Regions from separate parts of the Homo sapiens genome. Here region 1 is linked to region 2. A link is a loop called in an ENCODE intact Hi-C map of the cell type or tissue named here. Cell type or tissue: endothelial cell of umbilical vein. All regions are shown on one strand. Links, peaks and the distances in the headings refer to the core of each region. The heading gives the core; the rest is flanking DNA.

Region 1 (16,574 bases), core at 5,206-13,205, 52 kb before region 2:
AGGGCACTCACTGGTATCATCAGCTATACTTGATAATAATGTTTACTGTATTTATCTCCTGACTAGAAAGCAAGGTCTACAAATGTAGAGACTTTTTCTGTTTTGCTCATGAATGTCTCCACAGTTTCCAGAATAGTACTTGGCACCTAGTACTACTCAATAAATATTTGCTGAATGAATAAATGATCATCTTAAATATTCTACATTTGTTCTACATTTGCTTGGCTTGAACAATGTTTCCTTTGGGAGGTACAATTTTGTTCCTCAAACACTTTTGAGGGTAGCTTGCTCACGTGATGCTTTTGGTTGCCTTCTCAGTTTGCTGAAGTTATTAATAATCAGAGTTTCTGGTCAAGAAGCAACTGGTTCTTTGTGATGTGGATAGGACAAACTGATCCTGTGCATTGTATCTGACAAGGATTTCATAACTTAAAGTCAAAATTAATCATAGAGTCCAAAAGTCAGATTGCTCCGTAATCTTCTCCCAGGCTATACTTAATTATTGGATTTTGCATTTCTGTGGCTCATAAAATATGCAGAATATTTTTTCCTTTTAATGTTAGAGACCCTGAACTTAACTAAATTGTGTGTTTTTATTATGTAGTTTAAAAAGCTTTTAAAATCTCAACTCTTAAGAATGAAAAATTAATACCTGGATGAACTCTGGACATCTCACATAGCTTCCAAGGTTATCCCACTAAAAGAAACATTTTATCAAATAAAACATTATTTGAAAGCTTGGTGAACTAAACAAATAAATTCTGATATTCTCTTGGAAGGAATGTGAGGTTTGGCACTCTACTTTCTTGAAACTCCCCTATAACTGAAGAAGTCCTGGGGGACAAAGGAAGTCCATAGGAATGGAAGACTGGCAGAGGCCCTTCCAATTCCAACTCTCAGGATTTCTGTGCAAGAATCTGCTACCTTCTTTTGGTCTGTTCTTAGGCTTTCTAATGCTCTTTAGCATTTTATTACAGTATAACTGTAACCTTAGGAGTCATCATTCGGCCTGGCGCAGTGGCTCACGCCTGTAATCCCAACACTTTGGGAGGCTTAGGTGGGCGGATCATGAGGTCAAGCGATTGAGACCATCCTGGCCAACATGGTGAAACACCATGTCTACTCAAAATATAAAAAATTAGCTAGGTTCTTTGGAGTGTGCCTATAAATCCAGCTACTTGAAAGGCTGAGGCAGGAGAATCGCTTGAACCAGGGAGTCGGAGGTTGTAGTGAGCCAAGATCACGCTACTGCACTCCAGCCTGGTGACAGAGCAAGACTCCGTCTCAAAAAACAAAAAACAAAAAACAAAAAAAAAAACAGTCATCATTCTTTTTGGGTGCTTGCTACGTGCAAGACCATAGTAATTTGATTTGTCTTCTAACTTTTATAGTCATCCTGGCATCATACGTAAAGTTATTCCCATTAAACAAGCAGAAATAGGTGCAGGAGTGTTAAGTTTCCAATTTATACAGCTAGTAAGTAGCAGAACCAATATTTGAGCCAAGACTGTTTGTTCTAAATCTTCCTGGGTTTGAGTAATGCTTTATCCTTAGTGGATATTCAATAAAGAACAGTTAAGAGCCAGCATTTAATGTAAACAATGTTACTGGTTTTGTTTTTGTTTTGAGGAAGCTCAGGATCTAGGATCCAGAAAAAAAAAACATTTTATTTTGTGTTTGTGTGTGTGTGTGTGTGTGTGTGTGTGTGTGTGTGTTTGTTTAACTTTTAAGTTCAGAGGTACATGTGCAGGGTGCATAGGTTTGTTACATAGGTAAACGGTGTCATGGGGGGTTTTCTATACAGCCTATTTCATCAGCCAGGTATGAAGCCCAGTATCCATTATTTGTTTTCCTAATCCTCTCCCTCCTCCCACCCACTGCCCTCCTGTAGGCCCCAGTGTGTGTTGTTTCCCTCTATGTGTCCATGTGTTCTCATCATTTATCTCCCACTTATAAGTGAGAACACACAGTATTTGGTTTTCTGTTCCTGCATTAGTTTGCTAAGGATGATGGCCTCCAGCTCTGTCCGTGTTCCTGCAAAAGACATGATCTCATTTTCTCATTTTTTTAATGGCTGAATAGTATTCCATGATGTGTGTGTACCACATTTTCTTTATCCAGTCTATCCCTTTCTGCTCAAGGAATTCTCTCATTAAAACTGTTATGTTGGAGATAAAAACTTTTGTCTAATACAATTTTTACATCTCATAAAAATACTGGTGAATTTATTAATTTAACACTAGATAAAAATAATAAAGTGTTTCTTTATCCACTTTATTTATTTATTTATTTATTTATTTATTTATTTATATTTTTTGAGACAGAGTCTTGCTCTGTCACCAGGCTGGAGTGCCGTGGTGCAATCTCAGATCGCTGCAACCTCTGACTGCCTGGTTCAAGCAGTGCTCCTGCCTCAGCCTCCTGAGTAGCTGGGATTACAGGCATGCGCCAACACATCCAGCTAATTTTTGTGTTTTTAGTAGAGACGGTGTTTCACCATGTTGGCCAGGGTGGTCTCAATATCCTGACCTTGTGATCCACCCTCCTTGGCCTCCCAAAGTGCTGGGATTACAGGCCTGAGTCACCGCACCAGGCCACTTTATTTATTTTTATGATCTAGTATTAAGTTAACAAATTCACCAGTATTACATGTGAGAGATAAAAATTGTATTGGACAAAAGTTTTCATCTCCAACATAGCAGTTTTAATGAGATAATTCCTTGAGCAGAAAGGGCGTGACCATTTATCTATGCAGTTTTATCCACAAGGGACAGATAAATGAACACATTATGAAGGAACATCATGTTGTTGGGAAGGTCATTAAAGGTCCCTGGATAGTGGGGAGGAACAGAATAATGGACAGGTGGGGAAAGATCGCCAGTAGGCTTGTGCTATTGTGAACATGTTCAAAGTGGTAACAGATGAGAATTGAAGGACCGAGTCCTATATCAACTCTAAGATCATGGTTTTGTCATTTGTACCCATTATTTTGGCCAGAAATAAAATATGCTTTCAATGATACCAGCTCAGGTGAGGGGAAAAATATTAATAAGAGAAACAGAATACCAAGGCATTGGAATACCTGGAAGCTATAAGGGCAAGAGAAAATTATGATAGTTATAATCCTTCTATTTTTATAAGAAGCAATATAAATGCAATATCTGTTTGTCAACTAGACCTTCTTTCTTATATTATGAATGCATCTTTGAATAATGTCTCTAAATTGAGTGTGCTTATACCGTAGTGATACGATTTAGGTAATTGTCATAATCCTGAACATGTTTTGGTGCTTCTCAATTCCCATTTCTAACTGCTTCTTCTTTCTCTGGGACTCAAGAGATGCAAAATTTGAGGATGTGATTTTTGTAGCCAGTTGCCCCTATTAATGAGATTAATCTATATTAGATAGAAATTAAATATTAAATTAATCTATATTAGACAACTTAAATATTCTCTTTGAAGGCCCTAGTGTGATGTTTCCAAAGCAATGTTATGATTTATGTAAATCATATGCTATAAGAGTTTGAATAACTTAATACTCTACATTCAGAAAAAGTTTCACAAAATCATCACAGCAAAATGAAAATCTGAACTATTTAGAATTTTAGAAAGCCACCAGAAAGAATGTTCCTTACTCTTTCACAATATGTTTTCTAATATTATTGCCATGCATTAAGAAATAAAGCTTTCCTTACTCCTATTCTAATTTTCTCCTTTTGCCTCATAAGGCTATTTCTTTACTCATCAACTGCCATTATCTACTGATACATGCTTTAGCTATCATCCTAGCCCATGCTATTTAGTTCCATCAGACTCTGTGGTATATTCCTTGGGAACTGAAAGGCAGGACAGCCTACGAAAGCCCTGCAACTAGACCGCTAGAGTTCAAAATCCTGATTGTGGGAACTTATGGGCAAAACTGCTTACCAATTCTAGATCTCAGTTTCTCATGGAGTTAGTATATAGCTCTTAAGATGGTTTAAGTACCAAATGGGAGTTTATAGGTGAAAAATACAGGACACTGCCTGGTATATAGTAAGTTCTTGATACAATTAGCAAATATTTTTCCTATCTTTTTATTCTAAGATAATTTATTTTTGATAAAGTAGAGATTCTTTGACTCCTGGAGTCTATAATTTCAAGCTCAATTTCCCCAGATTTTTGTTTGTTTGTTTTTCCGTTTTGCTCTTTTAGTGATCTGACTGGGTATCCTATTGTATAGACCGGAAAATAGCTATAAATATTTGAAGGTTTCTTTAGCCATGTACTCATTAATCCACTTTTGAAAGATCGAGTATACTTATTCTTTTAAGTATATCCGGCAACTGATATCCCAGACATACCATTGCTTGTCTATATGCTAGAGATTGTTCTTTATCTTTAATGTAAATCATGATAGGAAACAACTGGCATCCATGTGTTGCTGGTCCTGTTGCTGCCTAATGAAAGCAGCCGCTTCTTTTGAGACCTTGTTCCCTTTATGCATCTTTATTTCCTCCCTTACTTGGCTTTGCTTTTAGGCTGAACGTCAACTGACTTCTCTTGATCTCTGAAAGCAAGTCTGATTTTCTAAGACTTGTGCTTGATAGTTTCTTTTGTCCATCTAGCTATCTTCTATCGACATGTACTTATTTATTTATTTTTCTTTGTGCTTGTTTTTTTGTTCTCCTGTAAACTCTGTGTAACTTTCTGTGTAATGATTGTGGCCCAAAGTGCTGCACTTTTCCAACTTTGGCCTAACCAATAGGGTTAAGAAATGCTGCTGCTGAAAAATTACCTTGCTTGTTTTTCATGATATGTCTATGAATGCAATCCGATATAGCATTTGCCTTTTGGTGACAGTGTTACACTGCTGAATCATATTCAATTTTTCATCCATTATTTCTTCCCTGGTGAATCACAGTACATTTGTCTTTATTAGCCCTCACAGTATTGACTTCCGCCCTTTCCTTCTTCTATTGATATCATACCACATTTTAATCATATCTTCCAAATTGGATTCTTGTGTCTTAACATAAAAAATGTCCAAGTGGGAAAAAGTTTGTAATCAATTTCAGCAAGCTGCATTCTGTTTCGTTATGTCATAAAGTACTGGGTATACAGGATCTTGGGGAACAGTGGGAAGCACTCAATCAATGATTGACATTAATTTTCTTTTGCCTTGAAGAGGGCTTTGTAGATATATTAATAAATTACCAGTGGCAATTGGCTTAGGTGAATTTACCATGGAGAACAAAATGAAGATTTTATGCTTACAAAACTCTATAGAATGGGCAGAATTGGACTTATCATCAACCAACATTTATTGAATGTTTACTATATTTAGGGCGTCATTTTAGAAGTGATTTTGAATAGAAACGTTTTCTTTTTGTGAAAATGTAAACACATATCCTCAGATTATATAAGTATAATAGGGGTCATTTTGATATTTATTTTCAGCCAGTTAAATATTACAACTATGCAACACTTATAGAATGCCACACTTTTTTCAAAATATAAGCACAATAATGTTATATTTCATACCTCAAACTATTTTCCTTTAGTTGGTATATTTTAGAAAATAATTCCTTTCCCAGTTCTTATGAAATAATTGACTATTTGTAACTTGGCCACTAGAAACTTTCAAAACTTAGTCTTGTATGAAACAACTTCATTTTAAAAAATTAACAGAACATTAAATAACTGAGTAGGCTCCAAATTACCAGCTAGAAGTTTACATCTCAATAGAAACAAAACATTAGAAAGTTTCATGACAGAACTGCTACAAAGAATGATTAATTGGATCAGATTTCTTTGACATATGACTTTGCTTTCCTTATGGCTTCATTTATTTGTAGCCTCTAAAGGGGTGTTTCAGTCATGGTAGCTATAGGCAATTCATTATTTCTTTTAAGAAAAAAATCAAAATGACAACCCTTTATTTTTAAACGATCAACTGCATCGTCCTTGCTATTTTTAATGATAGCTATTTGTTGAAAGTGACTGTAAAAGCTGGCATAACCTAAAAAGAATATTGGTTGTATCTCTTCCAGCTGTGAAGATTTTTCAAATAGAAAAAGCCTAATTTAATTTGGTTCTCTATTTTTTATATTTAAATTCACAACAGAACTCTGCAATAGTCTCAGGCGGGCTCAATCGAGGTGCACTAGTTTGATGCATCATTGTAAAATTCTGACACCATCTCACAGGGCTGCTGCGGTGACAGTGTTCACAGACAGAAAACATGAAGGCGAAAGTCTCTGCCTGTTTCTTTTGAGTGTAATTTACAGTGCAACTTAAACTCTGGACCTGTTTAATGGTCCTAACAGCGGAGTTTCTAGGCCAACGACTAAATCAGCTGCAGTGCTCCGCATTCACGGACAAGCCTTATGATTTACAAAATTTAATAAGCTGAGCCCTCATGACATTTCCCCCCAAGATTCTGCTTTTATAATCGCTGCCACAAAGGTTGTCAAAGGAGCATATACCCATTGGCATAATGAAACCTTACTGTCTTTTTTTTTTTTTTTTTGCACAAAAGCATATAAATATACTCCTACTATTGTTAATTCATTAACAGTGAATAAATTCTAGAGCATTCTTCTTGCCAGATCTGATAATACATTAGTGACTTTTTTGCATTGCTTTATGGAAGTGATATTTCTTGGGTAGTATTTTTGTGAGTGTCTGCCAAACAGAGTACAGACAAAGGTCAGATGACTTAACAGTTTCTCATCTGTACCCTGATGCTTTGTCAAGGTTTGCCATATGTCAGAATTCCTTGTCACAACGTGAAAGTTTATCTTTTCTACTGAGGGAACATACAGTGTCTGGTTTGGGTTTCTTTGTCTTCATTTGCTTTGAAAGGTACAACTATTTAGCAGCTTTGCCGAAGAGGCTATCATTCTATCAGCCTGGGTTGTGCTGCTTTGTTATATCAGATGGCTCTTTGAGGCCAAATTTGGTTTTCGAATAGGAAAACAAAAGTACTTGGATGATTCTGTTTCATTAAAATAGGCACTACTCTAGCCATGCTTTGGTGGCCTCTGGTACCTTGGCTTGCCCATTGCGTGATGTTGCTAAGTGAGAAGCCTGCAAAAATCACAGCCTAATCTACCTGGAATACCTGGCTTGGTTAATAGTCGTTTGGTAGCTGACATATCTAGTGGTACCATTTGCTATTAAATAAAATTATAATATTCATCAAACAGGAATTAGAAGTTACCCTGAGGCTACTCTTTTGAAGGCATGTTATTTCTGTTGAGATTGTATACAAAAAATAATGGATCTTCCATTGTTTTAGGCATATTCTCCCTTCCTTTTAAAGACACATTTCCTGAAACCAAAATAGGCACATACTCCAAATCTTCAAATCAAATTGTCTTCTGTGTCCTGTTTCCTGTCTCCCATTGTTCTTGTCTCTTTTATTTCTCCCAAAGTCTTGTTTTCCCCTATTACGCAACTCAGGTTCATGCAGATTAGTTCTGCAGCCTTTTTCCCCCCATTCAGCTCAATCCTGGGGGAATAGTATCCTTATTAAAAATGTACACATTTTGCTGCGTTTGAGAAGATTGGCTTAAATACAATGATAAACGTGAGAAAAATAGATACATTCTATTATGATAACCTGACTGCTCTATTTTCTTTTCACTACGGGGAGTTTTCATGGGTGCGTGGCAAAACAAATTGCAATCACCTGGGTATTTTCCACTCTGGTTCTGTCATTCTGAATGATAAATGTATTTATTCTTTAGCTGAGAATTAATATATCTGTACATCTCTATATATATACATATATATCTTTCCATATGCATAGGCAGATGATAAGCAACAACTAAGGAGAACAAGTTGAAAATTTTTTTTATAAGATCAATGAAAAAAATGTTTTATGTTCACATTGAAACGTTTAAGGCCTGGGGTAAGACAGCTTTTAAGGTCAACCAGAAAGGAAGATTTTCTTGTTGTAAGCATCTATCAACAGTCCTTGGAGGCGCAGTCAGCACTAGCATAATTTAATATGCCTTCTCCGTGAAAAGAATGCCTCTTTGACATCATGCCACAACTTGTACTTCAACTGAAGATTTTCAGGTGGTCTATGTTTTGCTGCATTGATTTCCTTTTATCATTTTAGTCAGTTTCAAATCCCTTTTTTTCTTATGTGTTCTAGAAACAAGGAAAATAAAGACTCATACAAAATATGTATTCCTCTGGCATTCTCTTTCCACACTGAAAACAAGCAATAGTTGCTGCCCTGCAGATGGTTAAGCAGCCCCATTCTAGGACCTGCTGAAGCTGCAGGTTGATTGTGGCTAGACTGTGGCATGGTTCCTTGGAAATTCAGGCTTGACAAGCAGAGCTGACAAAGGACAAATTGTATAGTGTCTTTTACCAGCAGGGGCCGCTGCAGAGCAATAATGGTTGGGATGCTTCTTTAGTTTGTTCTTTGGAAACAGAACATATAAGAATGTTAATTCTGTTGAGGCAAGAGATTTGGGGGAAGGGAAAATAACAGGAGGTGATGAATACAGTTGAAATCAGTCAGACAAATAAAGTAAGCTTTTAAAAAGTTTTGCCAGAACCATATGTCGAAATAATGCAGATTTTTTACCTGCATTTTACGTGTTCCTTCTGCACATGTGTATGTAAAGCAACATATAAAATTACTGGAAAAAGAAGAATGAAGCAACATCAGAGGAGTTCAGGATTTGTACATGGCAAATCTAACTTTTTTTAAAAAACTTCGAAAATCATAAACATTTTTGGAAATATGACTAGAACTATAACAGTGAAGACTGCAGAAAAATGACTCCCTGTTCACCCTCACCACTCTTCACCCAAGACAAACCACATACCTTGAATATATTGCAGTAAACTTTTTTCCTGGGAAGGTCTCTCTTCAGAAAAATAAATCAAACATTTGTATACTTTTCACATTGTTTGTTTTTAAAGACAGTTTTCTGTGGATTGCGGTGTTTTAAAGATATATGGAGGTTGCACAGATGGATAACACAGTTATATGTTTACCAAAGAAAGTTATCTGGAATATATGGACTTATGCTGGTATGTAATTTTGGAAGGGGGAAAATTAAGCTAGGTTTTCTTAAGAGTGAGGTTTTCCTTCTGTGTTTGGAATATTGAGAGTTGTGAATATAAAGATATTGCCCTGAAATATCTTTTTCCCCAAAATTTCAAAGCTGAGTGAAGGTACAGGAAAGAAAACACCAGGATGCTGTCTGTTGACCATATATCATATAATGTTGGGGAACAGTTGGTCCCCTAATTTAATTCTGTATGTAATCCAGAATAGCCTTATTTATTTAAATAGATCTGGCCTTTTCAGCAATTGCAGTAAATTCTCTTGTTTTAGTAATTAAAAAGTAAAGGGAAAGTGTACAGATAATTAAGAAGCTGGAGCACCTGTTGGCAGAATCCCATGGGAAAATACTGGCTGTAATAGAAATGTATTTGCTCTATCCAGCAGTTCAGGAATATCAGCTAAAATGTCATGCTAAATGAAAGAAAGGAAATGGAAGAAACTGTTGAGTTTAGCTTTATATAAATACAGCAAACACTTATGTATGCATTGGATTTTCTGATACCTAATTTAAACTAGTATTGATCAGAATTCTTTTAAAATTAATCTGGTACCTTGAAAGTGGTCCAGAAAGTTATTATGAAATGATATGTTATCATTCCTTCCAGGTATGAACAGGGATTAGCTGAAAAACCAGCTGAAAGCTAATGCATGAGTAAATCAGGTTATAAAATTGATACTATCTCTGAAAGTCTTCAAAGATTCAGGTCATTTCGACGAAAACTTATTTAGCATCTACTAAGTGCCAAATACTATGTTAGGAATTAGCAATCATTAGAAGAATAAGACAATGTTGCTATCCTAACGGAACTTAGAGACTGTGGAAAGGATCTCAGTGTATTTCAAAACAGTGAGAAGAGTGCTATGAAAGAAATATTCCCATAGAGCCACAGAAGTTCAGGGGTGTGTGTGTGTGTGTGTGTGTGTGTGTGTGTTGAATACTTAGACTGGGAGTGAAGACAGGCTTTTCAGTGGAGATGGTGCTTGCATTGATTTTTAAGGATTAATAGCCATTAACTAAGGAAATATAACTTGAAATTATCCTAAAGGGATTATCTTAGGTGTTCTACCACCTCGATTTTTAAAAACCATTTCATATATGAAATTCTATCTTATTTTCCAGAACCTTTGAATTAAATCTCTCTAAGGACAGCCTGACACTTCAAAGAATAGGATTTAATCATTCAACAAATGTGGTTAAGAAATTCTTCTGTTAGCTTATTTTAATAAGAGGGATATCCATTTATTCATTGATAAGCAAGTAGTGAGCTTCTACTATGTTCTGCTACTGTTCTCAGCACTGGGGTTAGAGCTGTGGATAAAAGACTTTCCCTGCCTTCATCAATCTTATCTCACATTATATGGGCTTAAATCAAATTTATGAACAACAGCTTTTCTAGCTTATAAAACACTTTTGCATGCATAGTGTTATTTAATTTACAATCCTTTGAGACGGTGAGAGCATCTGCCTTGCTCCCTTTCTTTGAGGCAGCATGACTCACCTGCACATCCACAGAGCATTAAATATGAGGCCTAGAATCCCAAGACCACCTCTTCTCCAGCTTGACCCAAGCATGATCCTGAACTTTGATATTTTGAACTTTAAACCTAATCTTGTCTATGGCCTCTTGGTCAAACTTAATAGGTCAAATTCAATAAAATATTTGTGGTTTCCTGGGCCAAGCCTTGTTTAGTATTAAGAATATGACTTCAGGGGGCTTCCAGGATAGTCATGGAGTAAAACAGTTATATAAGCTTAAATAAATGCATAATTAGACACTGTGATAAAATGGTAAAGGAAAGGCACATTGTGCTATGAGGAGATATAATGGGGAGGGGGTTAGAGGTGAAGGAGGGGCAGGTTATGAAGGCTTGTTTATGTGAGTATTTAGGAAAAGTGTGTTTGATTCAACTAAGGAAAGTTGTGCGTGTGTGTAAGAAATATGGAAGAGATAGATAGATAGATGATAGATAGATAGATAGATTGATTCCAGGAAGAGGAAAGAATGCAAGCAAAAACAAAGTGAGAGAATGTGTGAGATGAGGGCCAGGTTGGAGAGACAAACGGGCTGGATCATGCAGGGCCTTGTAAGATCCTAAGACCCATGAGAAGCACTAAAAAGCTTAAAGTGAGAGGGTGACAAGATCAGATTTGAAATATAATACTGGTTGTACTGTAGAAAACCAATTGGAGGCCAGGTGCGGTGGGTCACACCTATAATCCCAGCACTTTAGGAGGCTGAGGGGGGCAGGTCACCTGAGGTCAGGAGTTTTGAGACAAGCCAGGCCACCATGGCAAAACCCTATCTCTACTAAAATTACAAAAATTAGCAGGACATGGTGGCACATACCTGTAATCCCAGCTACTCAGGTGGCTGAGGCACAAGAGTCGCTTGAACCTGGAAGGTGAAGGTTGCAGTGAGCCAAGATCATCCCACTGCCCACTGCATGCCTGCAAGAGTAGATGTAGAGAGACCAATTAGGGATTGATTACAGCAGTGTGAGGGAAAGATGATAGTAGTTTGGAGTGGAATGGTGACTGCAAGGACAAAAAGAAATGGAAAAACATCAGAGATATTCAGGAGGTAAAATCTTATGGCTTATAAATGAACTGGATATGGAAGTATAAGGATTACTTATACATTTCTGGATTGTACAAGTTACATTAACTCAAAGAAGGAACAATATAAGAAAATCAGGTTTAAGGTGAGAGAAGATCTTGAGTTCATTTTGGAGCATGAACAGCTTGAAAAATGTTTATACTAATAGGGATTTTAAAATAGAAAGTTCAGTTTGTAGAACTAGAGATCAGAAGAGAGGACTGGAGTGAGTATAGATACCGGGGGTTATTAATTTACAGATGGGCATGGAAGCTAGTCATGGGAGAGAGCATAGACTGAGAAAAGGGTTGGGAAATGATGCTACCAATAGCTAAATATTAACAGCCAAGTAGAACAGGATAGGTCAGGAAAGAAGATTAAGAAGGAATAAACCGAACAAAATAACACAGGAGAATGTGGGTCCTGTACTTGAGCTGGGTAGAGTTTCTAAATTTCTAGACTGAGGAAGTGACCATTGTTAGGAGTGATTCCTAAGAATTCAAGTGGGGCGAAAGCTGAAAATGCCAATTGAATGTGCTCAAGGTGGAGTGGCCGCAATAGAACTAAGAACCACTTCAGTAGGGTGATGGACTGGGAGTGAGTTGGAGAAGCTTAGAATTAAAGAGGCTGATGGCAACATATGGACAATAAGCCTGAACCTCTTTACTCAGAAATCGAGCTCAGACCTGGGGTAGGGGTTAAAACAAAAAGAAAGCCTTGGGCATTCTTTTTTTGTTTTGCTTTGTTTTCTTGACACGGAGTCTCACTCTGTCGCCCAGGCTGGAGTGCAGTGGCCTGATCTCTGCTCACTGCAAGCTCCGCCTTCCGGGTTCACGCCATTCTAGCCATTCTCCTGCCTCAGCCTCCGGAGTAGCTGGGACTACAGGCGCCCGCCATCATGCCCAGCTAATATTTTTTTTTGTATTTTCAGTAGAGACGGGATTTCACCGTGTTAGCCAGGATGGTCTCGATCTCCTGACCTCGTGATCCGCCCGCCTCGGCCTCCCAAAGTGCTGGGATTACAGGGGTGAGCCATCACGAAGCCTTGGGCATTCTTAAGGATGAAAAGAATCCGGTTGAGAGGGAGAAGATGAAGATATAAGAAAGAGAGTGGGTAATCAACAATTTGTTAGAAGAAAAAGAAAGATTCTTAGAAAGGCAGTAAGGATGGAATTCAAAGTGCACATACAAGGTACAAGGATTGACCTAATATGGAAGAAAGGATCTTTCTGAATTATAAGAGAAGGGAAGCAGGGGAAGAGGGTGAGTGGGATGCAGGCAGTGGAAAGTTATGGACTTACCATGTGGCACCTTCTTTTTTTTTCTGTGAAATGGAAATGGAGGCCATTAGCTAATATTGAGATGGTGGTTGGCGCTGGTATACGGTCTCTTAAGTTATTTTATTTCATTTTATTTACTTTTGAGACAGAGTCTCACTCTGTAGCCCAGGCTGGAGTGCAGTGGCACCATCTTGGCTCACTGCAACCTCCACCTCCTGGTTCAAGTGATTCTCCTGCCTCAGCCTCCCAAGTAGCTGGGATTACAGGCATGCACCACCATGTCTGGCTAATTTTTGTATTCTTAGTAGAGATGGGGTTTCACCATGTTGGCCAGGCTGGTCTTGAATCCCTGACCTTGGGTGATCCACCCATCTCGGCCTCCCAAACTGCTAAGATTACAGACGTGAGCCACTGTGCCTGGCCTCTAAGTTATTTTAAACTTAGTTTTCCCATATGGAGTTTGACTTGGTTTGTCCTTCATGCTCTAGACATTGTGTGCTGCTTTCCCCTGTCCAAATGTGGCCTTGGAAGTTGGGATGGGCTTGGGATGGCCAAATGGCCAGGAGACCCAGAAATATCTGAATTCTACTCCAGCCCAAAGTCAACTTCCTCAATGAGGGGTATATGCAAGTAAGGAGTAATGGAAAGGAAAAACAGTGGCACTGTATTGCTAAGTTGACTTGGCACCCAGACCTCATCAGGAAACATTCTGGTAGGCTGGATTGCAGCACATGATCCAGAGGTCTAAAGCCCTGCCCTGGCCAATCATCCCACCCCCCATCATCAAAACAAAAGTAAACTTGAATTTTGGCTGACCTAATTTAAAGAAGAGAGGGACATATGATACTGCACATGTGTCCTCAGTGCCTTGGACAAGCTGGCCTCAAGGCCAGCAAGGGGTAAAAGTGCTGGCTTAGCTATTACAGCATAAAGAGCTCAAGCTCTTCTGTTCCAAGACAGCCTCTGTGCCAGCGGCAGCATCCAGAAGGTAGAGAGCCCTAATCAGCTGTGCTGGATAGACTGCACAGGTGAAACCGATCTTTTATACCTGGCATACATACCTGGACTTTTTCCTGCAAATGCAGTGCACTTCCCTGACTCACACGGATAAAAACAGTCCACAAATCTTCAGTTTAATGGATATTTCTGGGTTTGAGGTAAATTTTTTCATAGTTAAAGTAAGTTATTAAACTGCTTTCCCACCTAGAGTTAGCCAAATAGCCCAATGACAGTAGCAATTAAAACATTCTCCGTTGACCTTGCTGATCCAGGTGCTACCATTTTTTTCTTCCCTTTCTTTCAGTATTAAACTTCTTGGAGCCCTACACGTGCTGCCTTCCTTTTCTCATTGGCTAAGTCAATCCCATCATCTGCCTTCTACCCCAGATAATACTCAGAATTCACCAGTAATTTTCCCATGATCAAATCCATGGTTTTTTGTTGTTTGTTTGTTGTTGTTGTTGTTGTTTTAGTACATCTTTGATAGTTGTAGAATTGGAATTCATTCATCTGGCCTCTGTGGCACTGCATTTTTCTGGTAGAGCTTCTGTCTAAATACTACTCAGTCATGTCTACTTGTTCCTTGACCTCTTCCCATTCTACCTCCATGGATATTCATTAAAATTTTGCCTTTAACCCCTGTATTTCTTTTCTTCCTGGAAGACCTTGCATGACTCCAACTATCATCTCCATGCAGACAATTTCAAAATTTATTCCTTTAGTTCTGATATTTCTTTCCAGATCTGGTCTCATCTCTCTAGCTAAATTATTCCTTGGGCCTACTGAATGCCCTGCCATTATCTCAAATTCAGTAAATCTAATGCTGAATTAATAATCTCTTGGACTTAGCTTCTTTTTCAGTAGACTGACTAGACAATCACCTATATTGCAGCAGAAGTTTCCTAACTGTGCTGATCATCAGAATAATTTTGGTGTGGGACGGTGAACTGGGTAGTCTGAACAGCTCTTCAGGTGATTCCAATGATTAGCCAAGTTGAAAGCACTGGTCTGAAGACAGGATTATCATAGTAATTGATCTAAGGTCTCTTGTAGTCTAGGATATTGTAAGTCAATTTTGTACAATCTCTTCCCCTAAATTGGCACTGATATTTAATAGCAATGTGATCCTGGGCAAGCTATTTTGTTTCCTTGAGCCTCAGTTCTTTCATTTGTAAAATGAATATGAAAATATCTGTTGCAATGAGTGAGATTAGATGTGTGAAATACACTGTTTAGTGACATATACATAGCAGGAGCTTTCTAATTCCCTTGCCTGCACCTCTGTCCTTTCTGGTCCATTCTCCACATCACTAACAAATTGATTTTCTGTGTCACATTTCTTTCGTCACTCTTGCTTATAACCTCAGTGGTTTCTCTGACTTTCCGCAATGATACTCAGACCCCTGCTCCAGAGCAAATACATGTCATCAAGAGTAATTTGTGGTGTTTAAATGCCTTTAATTTCTGATTTAGCATTCATATAATTTGAAGTCTCAAACAGGTTGCTTTCTAAAAGTATGGATGTCAATGGTTTTGAAATTTAGATCACATCCCCTCATTGAACACTATTTTAAAAATTGTTATCTTTCATGCTACTCCACAAAAATGCATTTGGCCTTGTATAGCAGAAAACTATTCACTTATAATGAAAATATTTTAAAACAGTGGAAATAATAGAAAACAATTACACTGTACAAGTATATGAAATACTTTATCTGCATACATTTCTGGGAACAGGCCACTGGGCAATTCAGCTAGGTCCACCTTGGCTCTGAGACATATCCCCGCTAAGCTGTAAAGGATTGATTTTAGATCAGCCTTTGTGCTGAAAGCAGAAAAAAAAGGAGAGAGAGCATGGAAATTTGGATGCCTGGATGGAGTCAGATGTAGTAGCAAAAATAACTTTAAATGTTTTACTAGCATGATTTTACTGTGTTGGCCTCCTGCAATCCATGCAGGTCATTTACTTTTTATGTTGTCAGGTGCATTTTCACTCTGCTTTTTCTAGTTCCCATTAATGATCAGGGTTGAAGAGTGCAGCAGGTCCTCAAATAACATCTTTTTGCTCAATGTTGTTTCCTTATAACGTTGATAAGAAAAAAAATGATTCTGGGCTGAGGCCACTCTCTGTGTGGAGTTTGCATTTTCTCCCCATGTCTTTATGGGTTTTCTCTGGGTGCTCTAGTTTCCTTCCACATCTGAAAGATGTGCATGTCAAGTGAATTGGCATGTCTACACTGTCCCTGCATGAGCGAATTTGGGTGTTTGTGAGAGTGTGCCGTGCGATGGGATGGGGCCCTATTCAGGTCCGGTCCTTCCTGGTGCCCTGACCTGCTGGCATAGGCTCCGGCCACCCCAGACCCTGAACTAGAAAAGTTGGGTAAATAATTACCTTACTTGTTTTTATTCATCTTTCTTAAATGTATGTATGACTCACATTTACTTCAATGTTTGATGTTGGAAGTGTGTTGGTCTTTAAAATTTCATTGATGTTTTTGTGACCAGAAATACGTCATGGAAACTTAACTCTCGTTTATATCAATTAGCCTATGGTAAAATTGGTTTAGTTTTATACTTCATTTTGTTTACAGTCACACTTTCCAAAAACTTATCCACGATGTT
Region 2 (16,574 bases), core at 4,157-12,156:
TTGTTTTTCTTCTTATTTATTTAGACACAAAGTAGCCTTGAAAGATTATCACATAATCCTGGAGACGTTTTTCTATTTATTTACTTATTTAATACTTCGAGGGGGTGGGGGAGTCTGTGTATGAAGAAAAATAATTAAGTGTGACAGGTTATTTGACAGCTTGCTAACACAAATTAACCTTCTTTTAACACTGGCTGCATGTGAACATCCAGTTTTACTCCTCTGGCTTGGTGACACAGTCACAGTTTGTAGGGACTATCCTGAAGCATGTAAAAGTTTGAAGAGCAAAGCTACTTCTGCTCTATTCTGAGCACTGTGAAGCTTTCCATGAACAATGCAATGTTTTTGTTTGGCTTGGGACCTGTCTATTGATATTGAGTACTTTGGGCAAGAATGCCATTTTCCCCTTCTCATTTAATGGTTGAAGAAACTAATGCACAGTGAAATGATGTGGCTGAGGCAGGGCTGTAAGACTGAGATCAGCCAGCACTCACCATGCTCACATTTGTTGTTGTGGCTGCTGTTTTTCTCACTTGTATTTTAGGCTCAGGGAGCACATATGTGGGTTTGTTACACGGGTAAACCGTGTGTCACTGAGGTTTGGTATACAAATGATCCCATCACCTACGTGGTGATCATAGTACCTGATAGGTAGCATTTCAACCCTCACCTCACTCCCATGCTCCGCCATCTAGTAGTCTCCAGTTGTTCCCATCTTTATGTCCATGTATACTTAATGGTTAGGTCCCACTTATATGTGGGAATGTGTGGTATTTGGTTTTCTGCTCCTGCATTAATTTACTTACAATAACAGCCCCCAACTGCATCCACGTTGCTACGAAGGACATTCTTCCATTCCTTTTTATGGCTGCGTTGCATTGAGAACATACTTAAAAATAATAAGAGCCATGTATGACAAACCTATAGCCAAAATTATACTGAATGGGAAAAAGCTGGAGCTAGAACAAGACAAGGATGCCCACTCTCACCACTCTTATTCAACATAGTACTGGAAGTTCTAGCCAGAGCCATCTGGCAAGAGAAAGAAATAAAAGGCACCCAAACAGGAAAAGAAGAAGTTAACGTATCTCTCTTTGCTGATGATATGATTCTGTACTTAGAAAATACTAAAGACTCCACCAAAAGGCTTCTAGAGTTATTAAATGATTTCAGTAAAGTTTCAGGATACTAAATCAACATGCTTTTATTTGAATCCTGTTGCTTTACCATCTGCCATCTTGCTTGTGGTATTCTTGAGTTCAGAGATCATCTCTTCTTTCTCTGAACCTCTGGGGCTCTTTATCTGTATCTCTCTCTGAAAGCATACACCATTGTACAGATGATGTATTAGCTCCTTATGCATGCCTTATCTTCTCTCCTATCCTGTGGAATCCTTGAAGACAGAAGAATCCTATCCTCACTCATGCTTGTAAAATGTCAACACTAGCCCATAAGGATAATAATAAAAATGTTATCTTCTATACAATAGTTGTATAATTCAAGCAATTATTTTTGTATGTGAATGAGAACTCCAAATCATATCCCACTAACCTTCTGAACATTTTTGTATGTTTATTTTATGAAACAGAAACATGCTTAAGTGAAACTCAGTGGAGGACATGAGTACACTTACAGACCAAAGACGCCTATCCCTCCTGTGCTTGGGCATGAAATTTCCAGAATCAGAAGAAAAGAATCTCTTACAGCATTTAGCAGAGGAGAAGTGAGTCCCAGAGCTTGTAGATGCTTTACCTCCATTTGAACATACATTGCCTAACCTACTACTTAGCTAACCCTCTCTGGGCACATCTGTCTCTAACTTCAACAGCACAAGCCTCAAATAACCCAACTCTCATTTTCTGCTGATCCCATCCCAATTCTTCCAATTCCTACTTATCAAGTGAAAAGCTGCTATCACCACAGTGGTCATCATCAGCTTTCTTTTATCCAGCATGGCAGCATTGACCTTTCCCCTCCCTGACAGCCTGGTTTGAGGGATTTGAGATTTAAACTATATTTTATCTCTGCACCTTCCTGATATTGGTAATAGAATAGGTTGGCTGGAAGACAGATTGTGAATGAGAAACTATGTTTCTCCTAAACTGTGAACCTGGCTTTACACTCTTAAAAATCTAGCTTGAAAAATGACTTTTACTCTCCTGGTATGAGGTAAATGCCGCTCCTGACCATTTTCATTTTGCCTTTTTGACATAACACTAGTTGTGGAAGCAGAGAAAAGTGGCAGAAGTTCCTTATAGGATGTCTGCCCTTAGGTGTCAAACCCAGAGATTAGTTCCTGATTAAATTTACAATGCCCTCGCTAAATTGCCAGTTGGCTAAACTTCAATTTCATTTTTTTTCATTTTAAAAATAACTATTTTAGGTTACATTTATTTTGGTTATTATTACATCCTGTGGGCTCAATAGATTTGATTTTAGCAGGTAACCAAGTGAATTAGATATCATAACACAGATGGTAAATATCTCGTTGGTGTCACCAAAGCTTAGCAAGCAGGGTATGTTTGAAATATGGTAATGGGAAAACAGCTCCAATTCAGTAGGAACAGATTTTGTTGAGTGGAAAAAGTTACAGTCATATTCTGTGTTGTTTCATTTATGCCTGCTTAGAACTCCAAAATTCTAAGAAAATAATTTCTTGGAGATCATGGAGTATTAATGAAAGGTGAAAGGACAGATGTACTATTATTGTGAAGATGTATTAAATATCATTTAGCTTGATGTAAGAAATAAATGACTTATTTCTGATTTAGGTCATACAAGTTGCACAGGTATAACATATAGAAAAAATGGGGAATTTTAAAAATTGGGGGATATGCAATGGAACGCTCATTCACTTAATAGTACACATCTGACAACTTCCTTACCTGCTTTGTCTCAAAATTTATCTCCCAGAGTTATTAAAAACAACTGGAAATAATAATTACCTTGTATTTGATAGTGAAAAGATAATTTTTCAGCAAAATGGAAGTTGTTATGTAATTGGAGAGGACATGGCCACCTCCTTTCAAAAAATGCAATAGCTAGGAAAGGAATGAGCAGGTATAGTCATACATATTCTCTGGATTTTGGAGAAGTGGATTTCCACATGTTCAGAATGATATTGTGACATGAAGATCTGAAAGGGCAACTGTCTCAAGAGGAGTCGGGTAATTGAAGGCTTGTCACTTAGAACAGGGATTGAATGTGCTGAAATTGCTCTAAAGATCAGGACTAGAATGAGTGGACTGAAGCTAGAGGAAAACATATTTCAGCTTAATGTAAAAAACAATTTAACTATCAGAATTGTTCAAAGATAAAAATGGGCAGGCATGGGAAGTATAGTTACTTATTACTTGATGTAGCCAAACATAACTGGATGACTTCTTACCTAAATATTCTAGAGGAGAGTTGAGCAACAGATGGGTAATTGAACTGGGTGATTCATGATTATTTTCAATACTAAAATGTGCCAGTTATTGACAAAAATATTTGCTTAGGTACAAGGTCTGTTGTTCAACTCTAAAGTAGGTAATAGTGCTCTCATAAGAAGTGTTTCCTTAAGTTGTGCTCTGTATTTTCTCCTGCCCTCTTCATAATTACTAACACTGCCAATGAAAACTTCCAGGCCAGGTGCAGTGGCTCATGCCTGTAATCCCAGCACTTTGGGAGGCTGAGGAGGGCGGATCACAAGGTCAAGAGATCAAGACTATCCTGGCCAACATGGTGAAACCCTGTCTCTACTAAAAATACAAACATTAGCTGGGCGTGGTGGCACACACCTGTAGTCCCAGGTACTCGGGAGGCTGAGGCAGGAGAATCGCTTGAACCCAGGAGGCAGAGCTTGCAGTGAGCTGAGATCGTGCCATTGCACTTCAGCCTGGAGACAGAGCGAGACTCCATCTCAAAAACAAAAACAAAAACAACCAAAACAACAACAACAACAAAAAAACACTTCTAATTGCCTTCTTCCTCCAAAGGACACGTATTTAGCTTCTACTGATTCAGCTGTACACATGCTTCATCTAACGGGAGTACAACACTGAAATTATGCTGGCAACTGACCCAACTATAGTCACATAGTCAAGATAGAAACTTATTTTTCTTCCACATAATTCAAGCCTGGAGCTGGAAATTCCAGAGCTGGTATGGCAGCTCCAGAAAATCATTAGAGACCTGGCCTTATAATAGCTTTCTGTTCCAGCATCCTCAAAATTACAAGATGACTCACGGAGCTCCAGCCATCATGTCTTCATTCCAGGCAGGGATAATAATAGTAAGAGCCAGGGGCAAAAGAGTTTCCCTGGAGGTCTCTTACATCACAGTGACTACTTGGATTTACAAATGTGGTTGGGAAATACAATTCTTCAGCTAGGCACATTCCTCAGGTTCTCTCATTAAGCATGAACGTGAAAAAAGCAACTTCCAGTCTTTGCCACAGGCATCTTATTTCACATTTTCATAGCTGGGCAAGCAATGACTGCTTTCCCTAGTATATATGTAATTTTCAGTGACATACAGCCAAGGTCTAACAGATTTATAAATGTCCTACCAGTTTACAATTTTGCATCCTTAAAAAAAAATTACCATTCCTTATTTGTTCAACAAAGGTTTAGAGGAAACTCTAAACTCTAAAATGAGGAAGAGGAAGAGAGGAATAGCAGCTGGTAGGTGCACTCAGGCTTTTTTTCTACAGACTTGAGAAAATCAGCCCTGCTCCCTAATTTGCTTACCCTTCTCCACAAGAGAAAACGCTGTAAGCAATGGGGCATACCTTCCTTATTAAGGAGCTAAGCTTGATATGGTCTTTTGAATTTATGGGGCATACCTTCCTAATTAAGGAGCTAAGCTTCTTAATATGGTCTTTTGAATCTATCATGCATTCATTCATTTATCCATTAATCCAACAGTTATTAATATTTATTGAACAGTTACTATATGCTAGGTAGTGTTTTTGGAGTATAGAAATGACTGAAATAGACAAAATTTCTTATCTCCATGATACACACATATAATATCCTTCCTGAAAGACGTTCTTGGGAAAACTTTACCTTTACATTCAGATGATACCATAACTGATTGGCAGCTATCTAGCTCTGTACTGATAGTTGCCTCCACAAGGGAAATCAATCAAGACTGTTCACACACTCCATTTCCCTTTCTCCTTCTCTATCAGAGGCCTGATGTGCCCCTCTGACAGTTCCAAAACTCCTGTACACTCCCGCAACATCTGGTCTCTTAAAAATCCAAATTCTCTAAGCTTACTTCTCTCACGTTTGGCCCCAGAATCTTCTTTAAAAGCACTTGTCTCTTGTCAAGAAGCAGTTTGGTTATAGTGGTTTTTTTTTTAAAAGCTCATATTTGCTAATTGCTTGTGCCCTGTGCTAAGAGTTCATTGACTCTTCGCAAGAAGTGTATTTTAAAAATTAGGAAATTAAACCTTAAAGAGGTTAAAAGACATGTTCAATGTCTTTGAGTGCTTTGCTAAACTCTAACTCAGATCTGCCTGGCTTCAGAACCTTGCTCTTAACCACTGACTGCATGCATAGTTTTTGATGTTTCAATGCCTGATGAATTTAACTCGCTCAGAGAGCATTTGGATTATATTTCATTAAAATATTGTTTATTTGTTTATTATCCTAAACACATAAATGATTTGATATGTGTGTGTGTGTGTGTGTGTGAGATATACTCTTTCATCTACAAATTTTTCAGCAATGATCTATTCTCCAGGTGAAGACAAATAATGTAGCTGACAGCTGTTCCTAACTCTTAAGGAAGGTGGATGTCAAAAGTTTCCGGAAAAAAAGATGTGTCTAACCCTGGAATGATCTAGGCAAAAATTACAGATGATTGAAGTTGGGAGAGAGAGTAGGCTTTAAATGGGGCAGAATTTAACATCAGGAAGAATGAGCTGAACTTTGATGGAGAGAGGATGGGACAGTGAAAAGAGCATGAGTTTTAGAGACAGGCAGCTTAGAATTTCTGTCTTGTCTTCACTACTTAGTGGCACAAAAAATGTAAGTTATTATGTCATTCTGAGTATCAATTTACTCATATTTAAATGCAGGTAATAATATTATAATAATATCAGCCTATTAGCCTTATTGTGAGGACATGTGATTATATGCTTAGTAAGTTTTCATTTAATTGCTCTCTGGTGGGGGCAAGGTATGAGCATTTAAAAAAATCTCCTCAGGTGGAATTCCAAACACTAAGTGTAGAAGGACTCACCATTAGACAAACACCACAGTAACAATTGTTGTAGACAAGATCTATTGACGGATGTTAAAACAAGTGGATGCAAGTTTGACAAGAAACAGTATTTGCAGAGTTGCAAAGTGTTATCCCTAAGATATGTATAACTGCAAAGGGAAAAATAGTAATATTACCATGGGGAAACCCAGTAAATGTGACCTGAACCAAGCAATCAAAGTTAACAGCAGCAAGAATAGGATGTTAATATCACAAACCCCTTGATCTGACACACTGAGAAGCGCCCATCACTTCTGTGGTATTCTTACAGAAATGCATCACTTCATTCTGAATATGAGAAAACATCAGAAAAACCTACACTGAGGGAAATTCTATGAAATAACTTGATCAGCACCCTTCAAAAGGGTTGAGGTTATGAAAGATAAGGAAAGACTGAGGTAGTATCAAAGATTGGAACAAACTAAGAAGAAATAACAATAAATCCAATACTGAATAAAGAAAAAATGTTAGTGAGACAACTAATACAATTCTAATAATCTAGTTAATAGTATTGTACCAATGTTAATTTTCTGACTCTGATCATTGTACCATGATCATGTAAAGAGTTAATGTTATAGGAAGCAGGTGAAGGATATATGAGAACACTTGGTGCTATTTTTTTCTACTACTCTGAGTCTAAATTAATTTAAAATAAAAAGTTAAAACGAAACAAAAATTTCTTCAGTGATTCTAATATGTAATGAAGATTGAGAACCTGCAGCTTAGAATATAGAGAATTCTCAGTGAATGATAGCTATTACCAAACCTGGCTACAGTGCTATGCATACCAATTAGTTTTGCTGTTAAGGAAGTACCGTTCATTTTTTAAATATTTGTCTGACTGACCTGTGTGTGTCTTTCCAGATAGTGATACTTGGACATATTCAAATATAGTATAGTCTTGAAAAATATAAGTAGTCAAAGGAACTTTTGCATGATTCAACTTTAAGAATTCTGTGTTTTTCTAGATAACAGGGGAACAATGGAAAACTCTTGATTTCCCTGTCAAGAATGTGAGTGAACTTCACCCTTGCTTGACTCTCTTGATCCTCCTTAATTTTGCAATATTTTTCACAAATAAGAAGGGGTGTCTCCTTAAGTGTGGTTTCTCATATGAAAAACAATAGTACCTGTTAGTCATTGGGCAATTTCTAGGGCAGAACCATTATCTTGGTTTGATTAGCAAGGAAGGAAGGAAGAGGAATTATGGAAGGGAAATTTGTGTTTATTTTCCAGACCCAAATTTAGACATTCAGATTGTTTCTCTTAAGTAGAAAATGTTAAGTAAAGCATAAATGTTTTCTTCAGCATGTATCACCCACAAGAGAGTTTAGGAAGGAAAGAGGCTGCAATAGTTATTTGCCTGTTTGTAGAGTTTTAATAATTACTCGTATAGGCAAGACTGCTCAATTTGTAACCTTAGATAATTTGAAATAAAAATTCCACTCAATTTTGTAACAGAGTTTAAGGTTCTTAACTTCTTCCAAAAGGATCTGCAGATAATGGCATGGTTGTTTATACACTCAAGTGAAAATGGGAAATTTTAACTATTTTAACGAAAAATATTTCAGGTTTTTTTCCCTAAATCATGAAGACTTTAACCTGTAGGAGCAAAGGTCTGTGAAGTTAGTAGTTCCAAAAGTGGTATGGTTATCTGCATAAGTTTCTTAACATCTTTGTACGCATCTTCCTTATCTGCAAATGGCACTAATAATAATGATTTCTTCACAGCATTGGTATATGGAATGGCGAGTTTATGTTTTTAAACAGTGCCTAGCATAGTACCTGATACATGGTAAGTATTAAATATATATTACCAATTTTGTGTTTGTGTGTGGTGTGTGTGTGTGTGTGTGTGTGTGTGTGTGTGTTTCCAAGAAGCATGAAAAAGAAAAAAAAGGAAGGCTGGGTTAAGGAAAAAATCTACACCCAGTTCTGGTGGAAGCCCCAGACAGTGGCCAGTACTTAACAACTCCCTACAGCTTGGCTGAGTATTTTTGCCTAGTTACTGATATATAACAGGAGTTCAATGATTATTGCTAACTAAATTAACATAATCTTGCTCTTGCAAAAGCCCTCAACTCCATTTGCTCTCCATTTCTCTCCATCTTGACCTACAATAGCTCGTGTTTAGTTGAGTCCACGTAGCTTCTCGTTGGCTATCCCTGGCTTTCCAAATACTGCTGGAGAAAGTTACGTGGATGGGCTGACTGGTTTCACTTTAAATTATTACAAACTTCGAGTGGGCCTTCCGCAAGTACTAAGAAATCATTTCCTCTGTAACTCTGCTTCTCTACCCAGCAAGATTTTAATTTCAAACTTTCTCTATTCTCACACCTCCCACCCTCTCATTCTTAGCTGAATACTTCACTTCATTTTTCATTCAGAAAATAGAAAACAGAATGAAAACTCCATCTGCCCACAACTAAATCTAGAAACCTAAATTCCTGTGCCCCCATCACCGTTACATTCCCACCCGTTACTATGGAGGCCAATCTCTCTACTGGGGCTCTGAAATCTCTCTGCTGACTGTCAAGGACACCCCCTTTTCTGATATATATATACACACACACACACACACACACACACACACACACATATATATACACATACATACATATGTATATATACATTTTCCAACATTCTTAATCTCTCCCACCTCCCTTGATTATTTCCATGAATATATAAACATATCCCATTACTTCCCTTCTCATAATGTAATCTTCCATTGATCTGACATCCCCTTTAGCTATGGCTCCATTTCTCTGTTCCTCTTCAGAACCCAGCTTTATGAAGGATCAAGTATTATTTTCTCTCTTCCTTCTTTACTTTCTATAGGCTCTTCATCCCACTCCAATTTCACTTTCACCTTCATCATTCCAGGTGGTGAGTTTGTAGTGTGGTGGTTTGAGTTCAGTTCAGGAGGACATATTAGGAAAGCCGTTGGCCTTAAATTCAAGCCACAGGCTCTAGTTTAGATCCCTTAGTAAATGATAATTTGATTTCTAATTCAGACTTCCATCTAGAAACTGGGAAAGGAAGAAAGGAAGGTCATTTATTGGCCCCATGAAACCTCAGCATCTTTGTGGATTAGCTGAGAACAGTAAAACTAGACAAGGACTAGAAATTGGGACTCAATATGAAGATTAGGTTTTGTAAATGGTCATTTGGCTTTTGTAAGTGTGGATTGTATTGATTTTGACCTTGGTGGGGTATAGCAGGTAAACATAGCTGGTGTCTCAAGAGCAAAGATAATTTTGGTTTTCAGAAGTAAAGATAATTTTATCACCTTACCAAGTTGAGGGCTTTGGTAAGAGAAGGCTTGATGAACAGGCTGGGGTGGCAGATGCTGACCTCAGTCAGGCAGGTGCAGCTTCTCCCTAAATGGCATAGCCAATGTATGGATTCGTTTATATAGAAAAATAGTCTTTCCATCCTAATTAAAATTTGCCTCAAAACAAGGGGAGCTTTAACATATGGAGTGAAAGTAATTGGAGTTGAGAAACTCAAGAAATTAACAGGGAATGTGTCAGATGGCAGACAAAAATGGAGACCAGGATCTGAGTCAAAGTAACAATTTGCAAATTTGGTTGGAATTTTCTATAGAAGAAGATCAAGGAATGTTTTGTACAATTTTGAAAGATTTCCACGAAAACAAGATTTTTTAAAAATAATTTTGGTGTTCAAAGTATGTTAGCTCTTTGAAAAATTTACTCAAGTGAATTACATGAATCAGCCCATTCTCTAATGGAACTGTTGGCTCAACTTCTAATTTATATCTTGAATACAGTCCTATCTTACCATTTCCACTGCTTCTATCAGAGTCCCAGCCATCATTATCTTTTACCTAGGCTATTGCACTAGCTTCCTGGTTTTCCTCATATTTTTGCCCCTCTAGAGTCTTCCTCTACACAGCAGCCAGAATGACCTTTTACAAATGTAAATCAAATCATACCACTCTCCTGCTTCAAATCCTACAGTGGTTCCCATAGCAATTAAGTTAAAATCCTCATTACTTATCATGACTTACAGGGACCCTACATAATCTGGTCCCAATCATCCCTCATCATCTTTCCCCTGACAGTTATGCTCCAACTACAATCCCAGGTCATTCTGTTTTTAGAGACTTTGCAAGTTTTATTCCTTCTGCCCTGGAAGACTTTTTTCTCCCCACCTCCCTTCAGACCTTAGTTCAAATATTATCTCCTGAGAGGGGCGTTTACTGACCTCATTATCTAAATCAGTGCTCGACCTCATCTTGTTCCCATCTTTTTTTATAATTATTATTTTAAAACTTTGTAATTTTGATGGTGGACAGTCATTATTTGCCCCAATAGCCTTCTGAAGCCAATAGTCCTGATTATTAAAAATTACAAAGTTGTAAAAATGTTTCTCTTTTTTAAAAATAATATTCATTTTCTCTTTATGAAACAGGGCTGTCTGCAAAGTCTTGAACTGACAATGTAATCTGAGGAACTAACTTTGTTTAATCAGAGTAGTGAGCTAGCTGTTCCATTAGGAGACAGATCCTCTCTGGAAATATGCAACCAGTGATTGTATACAAGGATTCTTTGCCACCACCGTCCTTGGCTGAGGGTAGCACTGAGTTGATATGAAATTATTAGGCCCATTGTTTTTGTATAATGCCAAGCCAAAAGAAAACCAAATTTCAATGGCTTCTTTTCCTTGGAGAGCCAAGACGTCCTTTCATATGTCTTAGAATCTGGGTTAAAGGATAAGCCTATCAAATCAATGAAAACACTAAATTTCATGATTTTCTGCCAGAATACTCAGGTGGATGTCCTTGAAGTCTAGTTTTTTCATGTCTTTATCCAGTGATAAAATTATTTTTCTGTTTCATACCTGGGCAGTAATATTATCTTCATTAATATTTGCATTGCATTTTAGTGCAACCATGTAATCGTGGCAATGTTTCTCCATGAGATGCAGGTGGTGTGACTAGTGGCAGAATTTGGATTTCTGGCAGACCAACAAGTGTCCAGGGGCCTCTTGCAGGGACCTCTTGCAGCTCCCTCTGGGAGCTATGTGTGCCCCACTCTCATCTTGCTACCTTCTAAGCCATGGCTTTTTTTCTTTCCATAATGCCTAGACAAATATCATCTTATTTGTTTATGTGTTTGCTTGTTGTCTGCTGTGTCTCAGTAGAATGGACGCTGGATGAGGACAGAGACTTTGTCTGGTTTGTGGTTGTAGCCCTAATATCTAAAACCATGCCTGACACTTGATGAATATTTGTTGCATCTTTTATTAGGCTATTTGCGTCTCAACATCAGACTCACCTTTCTATATTTTGCTTTGTGCAGTTGGGGCTGGGACCCTGCAAGTCACTTTTCTCCCTTAGAGTTGAACTCCTGTTTGGTTCTACCACTTGGGGGCAATAGAGGTAAACTGCAAGGCTAAGGAAGGAAAAGACTTCGTCCTTGTTTCTCTATTTCCCCTATCAGAACCACTGTAACAACACCTCTTTACCCTGGCAGGGACAGTTGATTCAGCAGCAATTGGTTCCAGTTTGCAGATTTTTACAGTGCTGGAACCAGCCTTATCATTTACTCTCAGATACGCTAACATCAGCCTCTAGCACCCTCTCCAAAGACTGTGTCCAAGCTCCACGGGAGCCTTCCTCTGAGCCTGTAAGCTAGCCCTGTCCAATGAAATAACAGGCAAGTCACATATGAAATTTTAAACTTTCTAGTAATGACATTATAGATATTTCAATGCTATTACAAGAAAGTCATGATTTGTTTTAAGTAAAAAAGAAATAGGTGAAATAAATACATGTTTAACCCAATGTATCAAAAAATATCATTTCAACATATAAGCAATCTAAAAATTATTGAGATATTTTACCTCCTTTTTCATACTAAATCTTTGCAATCTCATTTGTATTTTAGTCTTTCAGCACATCACAATTTGGGCTAAACACATTTCAAGTGTTCCATGCCACTGGTGGCTAGTGGCTACCATATTGACAATGTAGCTCTAAGTTTAATATTCCCAGCATGTCCCCTTGTTCTCCAGCCCTTGGGGAGGTAGTTGCTTTCTACATTTAGCACCTCTAGGAGACCTCCAGGTTTTCAGTTTTGTAAATCCTAGTTAAGATTTCTTTGCATTAATTAAATTCTCTTTATTAAAATAACTGGTATGGTTTTGATTCCTTAGCTGGATCCTATCTGATACTTTTGTTCAGCAAATGAATGATGATGCTAAAAAATGAGATTTTTAAATCTTAAAATGCTGCATAGACAATATGGCATAATTGCACATTCGGAACAGGGTAAAAGGACTGTGTACTCCTAGAGAAATAGAGCATGGCAGATTGGCTTTGTAATCTGAGATCTGCCCACACATGAGCTGGGGAAATTCTGTCTTTCTTTCGGACTGTGAATTAAATCCCAGTTTGGTCACTTTCCGACCCCCTGTTTCACCTCGCACCACAAAGAGACATGTGACCACAAAATCCAATGGATTTTGTCCAAGACTTTTACAAAACCACAGGATGGGTTTTGGAATTACCTATGTATAATACCAAAGTAAGGTATAATATCTTTGCCCCTAACAATTTATGTAAATTTTAACATGTTTACCTTTTGTAGGCTATATTGTCAGCTACATCTAGGTAAAGTTTAAGTGATGAGATTAAAAAACAAATTGATCAACAAAAAGATAACCATTTACTTGATAATAAAAGCCTGCAAACCAATATAATTATGTTCAACTTTTCAACTAAGTTCTGTTAAATTGCTTTTCTGTATACAAATACAGTTTTGGTGGTCGGTATATTTTACGTTAGAATATCTGAATATGAATAAAATATTTCTTTTTGCCACATGCCAAGAGGCTAGACCACAGCCATTTTATTTGGTCAAGTTATTTTTGTATCAGGAAGGTGACAGGCTGGGCTAACTCTGATTTCATGAAGTCAGGGAAGCAATCCTTGCTATTTTAATGAATGGGGGCTAATGGACTCTTAGAGATCCTGTTCAAGTTCTTAAGAGTTTCATTCTTTATTGTTTCATCATGCCCCTTACTGCCTTTTAACCGTTTTCTTTCTCTTGTTCCCTGGTATTTTTTGCTGCTTTTTTTTTTTTCTCCACTTAGAACCCTGATTCTTTTCCTGTTTAATGGATATGCTTCCCTTTAGGACCCACAGGAGCATTCCCTGATGGAGCCAACATAGCTGGAGAAAAAGCCTGTTTTTTTTTTCTTAAAAAAAAAAACAAAACACATTTCCTACCCCCTACTTTGTGTCTGATCTTTCATCTTTACCTTAGACCTGCTTCAACTTATATTTTTCATTATAACTTTGTGTAACTTTCCATTCCTTTTGCCATTCTCTAGTCTTTTCCCCTCCCACTAATATAAATTCTCAGCACTTAAATCAAGACTTTTCTCTTCAAGGCAGTATGTGAACTTTAGTTAATCCTCAGCTCACGCTCCTTTATTACCACTGCTATATAAGGCAGGAAGGAGATTGAGACTTCCCCAACTCCCAGAGGGGTCAATTTGGTGTCTGAACTAGAAGTCAGATAGGCCTTATGCTTAGTTCTTTATTAAGACTGGGAGATAAAGGCTCCGTCTCTCTCACATAACAGTCCCCTGGATTTATACAGTGCCCTTTTCCTGAGGATCCAAAAGCATCTGAACACATTTTGCCCATAGTCTCTCAGGTCCGAGGAAATAAATGCTCGCCAGTATACCTGTTTGCTAAACATAATCAGAATGGGTCAAATAGGATTCAGTCAATGGCACTGAAGCAAATGTAATAGTCTCCCTCTTCCTTTCTTTGTAATTTGGATTTTCCAGGGAATGCGTGTATAGAAGAGAACTCTGCCTTTGCATTTACTGCAGGCAGATGCTTGCCTCCTTGGCATAGCTGCATGGTATGCAAATCAGTAGCTCTGGGAGATACAAATCTCACAGGCTGAATGGATTTTCTGTGGGCCAAAGGGCATTTACAAATTAATTGCAAAGCTGCCCTAGGACACTGTTGTGAAGTAGGTTGGTAACTTGCTCAAAGTCACTTTGTTGATGAATGCTGGACCGAGAAAAGAGTACCCTACTCCAGGAGCCGCCCTTCCTATCACTCCGCACTGGCCTCTGAGTTCTCCCTACCAGTGAGACGTACAAACTGAGGTGCTACCACAATGTTTCCAGTTGGAACTGGCTGCAGTAATTTGCATCGAAAGGGATGTAGTCACTTACCCTCTGCCTAACTGCTACTGAGTGGGCTTGCCTGTTCTGATTCCACAGAAGTTTGAATCTCCTCTGGTGTGAGGATACGCAGGAGACTGCCTGTACTCAACAGGCTTCAGTTAAAGCAGTTAAAGCTCTGCCTCTTTTATGAGGTTACACACCCAAGGCCCCGAGCACATTGTGTAGAACTGGTGAGTGCAGAGTGAATGATGAGAAATTTCCCCATTCTCTACTACACCCAAGGCATCTGTATTAGCTTCCTGTGGCTGCTCCAACAAGTTACTACAAACTTGAAAAAGTTATTCTATGGTAGTTCTGGAGGCCAGAAGCCCAAAATCAGTATCACTGGGCCAAAATCAAGGTGTGGGCAAGGACACCTCTCTCTATGCAGGTTCTAGGGAAGACTCCTTTGCCTCTTTGAGCTTCTGGTAACCCTAAGGCTTCCGTGGCTTGTGGCCACATCAGTGCAATCCCTGCTTTCATGGTCATATCGCTTCTCCTCTTTGTCCATATCAAATGTCCCTCTGTGTCTCTCCTACAAGCACACTTGTGATTGCATTTAGGGCCCATTCATATAATCCAGGATCATTTTCCCATGTCAAGACCATTAACTTAATCACATCTGCAAAGACTCTTTTTCCACATTAGGTGACATTTACAGGTTCCAGGATTGAGAACCTGATATCTTTGGCAGCTGTTGTTCTTCTAAGGTAGGGTGCTAGATCAAGGTAGGTATGTGTCTAATTTCTAACCTCTCTAAAACTACTTAAACAATTTGTCATTTTAAAAATGTAAGGCAATTTTTTCAAAAGGTGTAGGGCCAGTAAATACTACTCAGTGTAATTTAATGTACTCACCATGTTGGTTGTGCAGTTCTTTTGTAATGAATGGAGAATTTTCTGGTTTGGCCATATATTTGCCAGGCTATATCCAAGACTTGTAATGTTAGGGTATTGTTTCTCCCAGACTCAAACCTATCAACATACATTTACTGGATTTGTACTTTTGGCCATCCAGGGAAGGAGCAGCAAAAGAATAAAGTTCTCTTGAGTATTGTGTGAGTTGGCTTGTTATGTGGGGTTTGGGGAAGATTTTTCTTTATGAACAACTCCCTTGCCGCTTCTCCCTTCGTGTTATATAACTGATATTTTTAGCACCCTATGGCATTTATATTTTCTCAGAAGTCTGTGTTACTTTTATTTCCTTAAAAGAGACTATCAGGTTGGTATGTTTGGATTTTCGCTGTTATTCATCTCTGTTTGCTCAAGGCACAAACTACTTTTTTCCTATTTTTTTTTTTCTTGGCTCATGGTTGATGTAGTAAAAGGCAAAGACTGGATGATACTTGGAACATTTTGAAATGTGCTTACATTTATCTTTGCTTGAGAAGTCTCTTAATAGGGAACTATACTTACCATATCAATTTCATGCAAATATGAAAAGGATTTCAGTCTATCCTCAGATTTTTGGAGGAAGAAGAACCCTAACGGCTTATAATTAGATTTGAGGTTTGCTTAAATTCCAGGTTCAAAGAAAGACCCATAGGATGTGAACTCATGTAAAATAATAGTTATAGAAACATCTTTTGATTTGAGCAGAAACACCACACTAAATTCAGAAACACATCAGATTCACTGAGGCATTTAGGGTTGTTTATTATGCTATTAGTAATTTATATGGGGAATACTAATCACAAACTTGTCATTATTCTTCTTATCTTTTTAGGTATTTTTCATTTTTGTTCCCTAGGTATAATGTTGAATGTTCCATTTTTTTTTTTCTAGAGCAATGAAAATATAGCTGTTAGTTGGACAAGAAGTTTCACGTCTGTTAGTGCTCTTAGCCCATCAGGGTAATGAGTGATACAGCCCACGTAGCTGCCTTGGGCGACTTCTTAGGATGGTTAGCCACCATGAGTGATTAGGTTCCACAGATCACATAACACAAAAATAAAATAAAAAATACATGATATAAAGAACCTAGAGAGGTATTTATTCTTTTTTAAATCTCTACACTTATGCAGCAAGTCCCATTATTGTTTCCTCCTTAATACTGTTCCAATTTATCCATGTCTTTCCAAATCGTCTCCACTCTCTTGGGTTAGGCCA

The links. Hi-C counts contacts between places; a loop is a spot of excess contacts. Peaks named below come from ENCODE experiments on the same cell type or tissue, not always from the same donor. Only the 100,000 strongest peaks of a DNase experiment are listed, where the experiment ranks them.
Region 1: it touches region 2 in a loop (3-fold over the local background); 1 of 110 quality-filtered maps calls a loop at or near these places.

Annotation. Positions count from the first base shown.
Region 1 is chr13:59,310,319-59,326,892 of GRCh38, reverse strand. No RefSeq gene overlaps it. Among named protein-coding and RNA genes, the nearest start is that of DIAPH3-AS1, 690 kb to the left of the region's middle. In endothelial cell of umbilical vein, for the core only: a CTCF peak has its summit at 8,374 (motif pointing right); DNase peaks (open chromatin) are centred at 6,792, 7,372 and 8,362; H3K27ac peaks cover 541 bases.
Region 2 is chr13:59,257,380-59,273,953 of GRCh38, reverse strand. LOC105370223 (a long non-coding RNA gene) reads left to right here. Exons shown (of 3, transcript XR_941993.3): 2 at 1,589-1,723; 3 at 7,984-8,049. It also overlaps the pseudogene RPP40P2. Among named protein-coding and RNA genes, the nearest start is that of DIAPH3-AS1, 750 kb to the left of the region's middle. In endothelial cell of umbilical vein, for the core only: no CTCF peak of the experiment used is centred there; a DNase peak (open chromatin) is centred at 7,293; H3K27ac peaks cover 1,288 bases.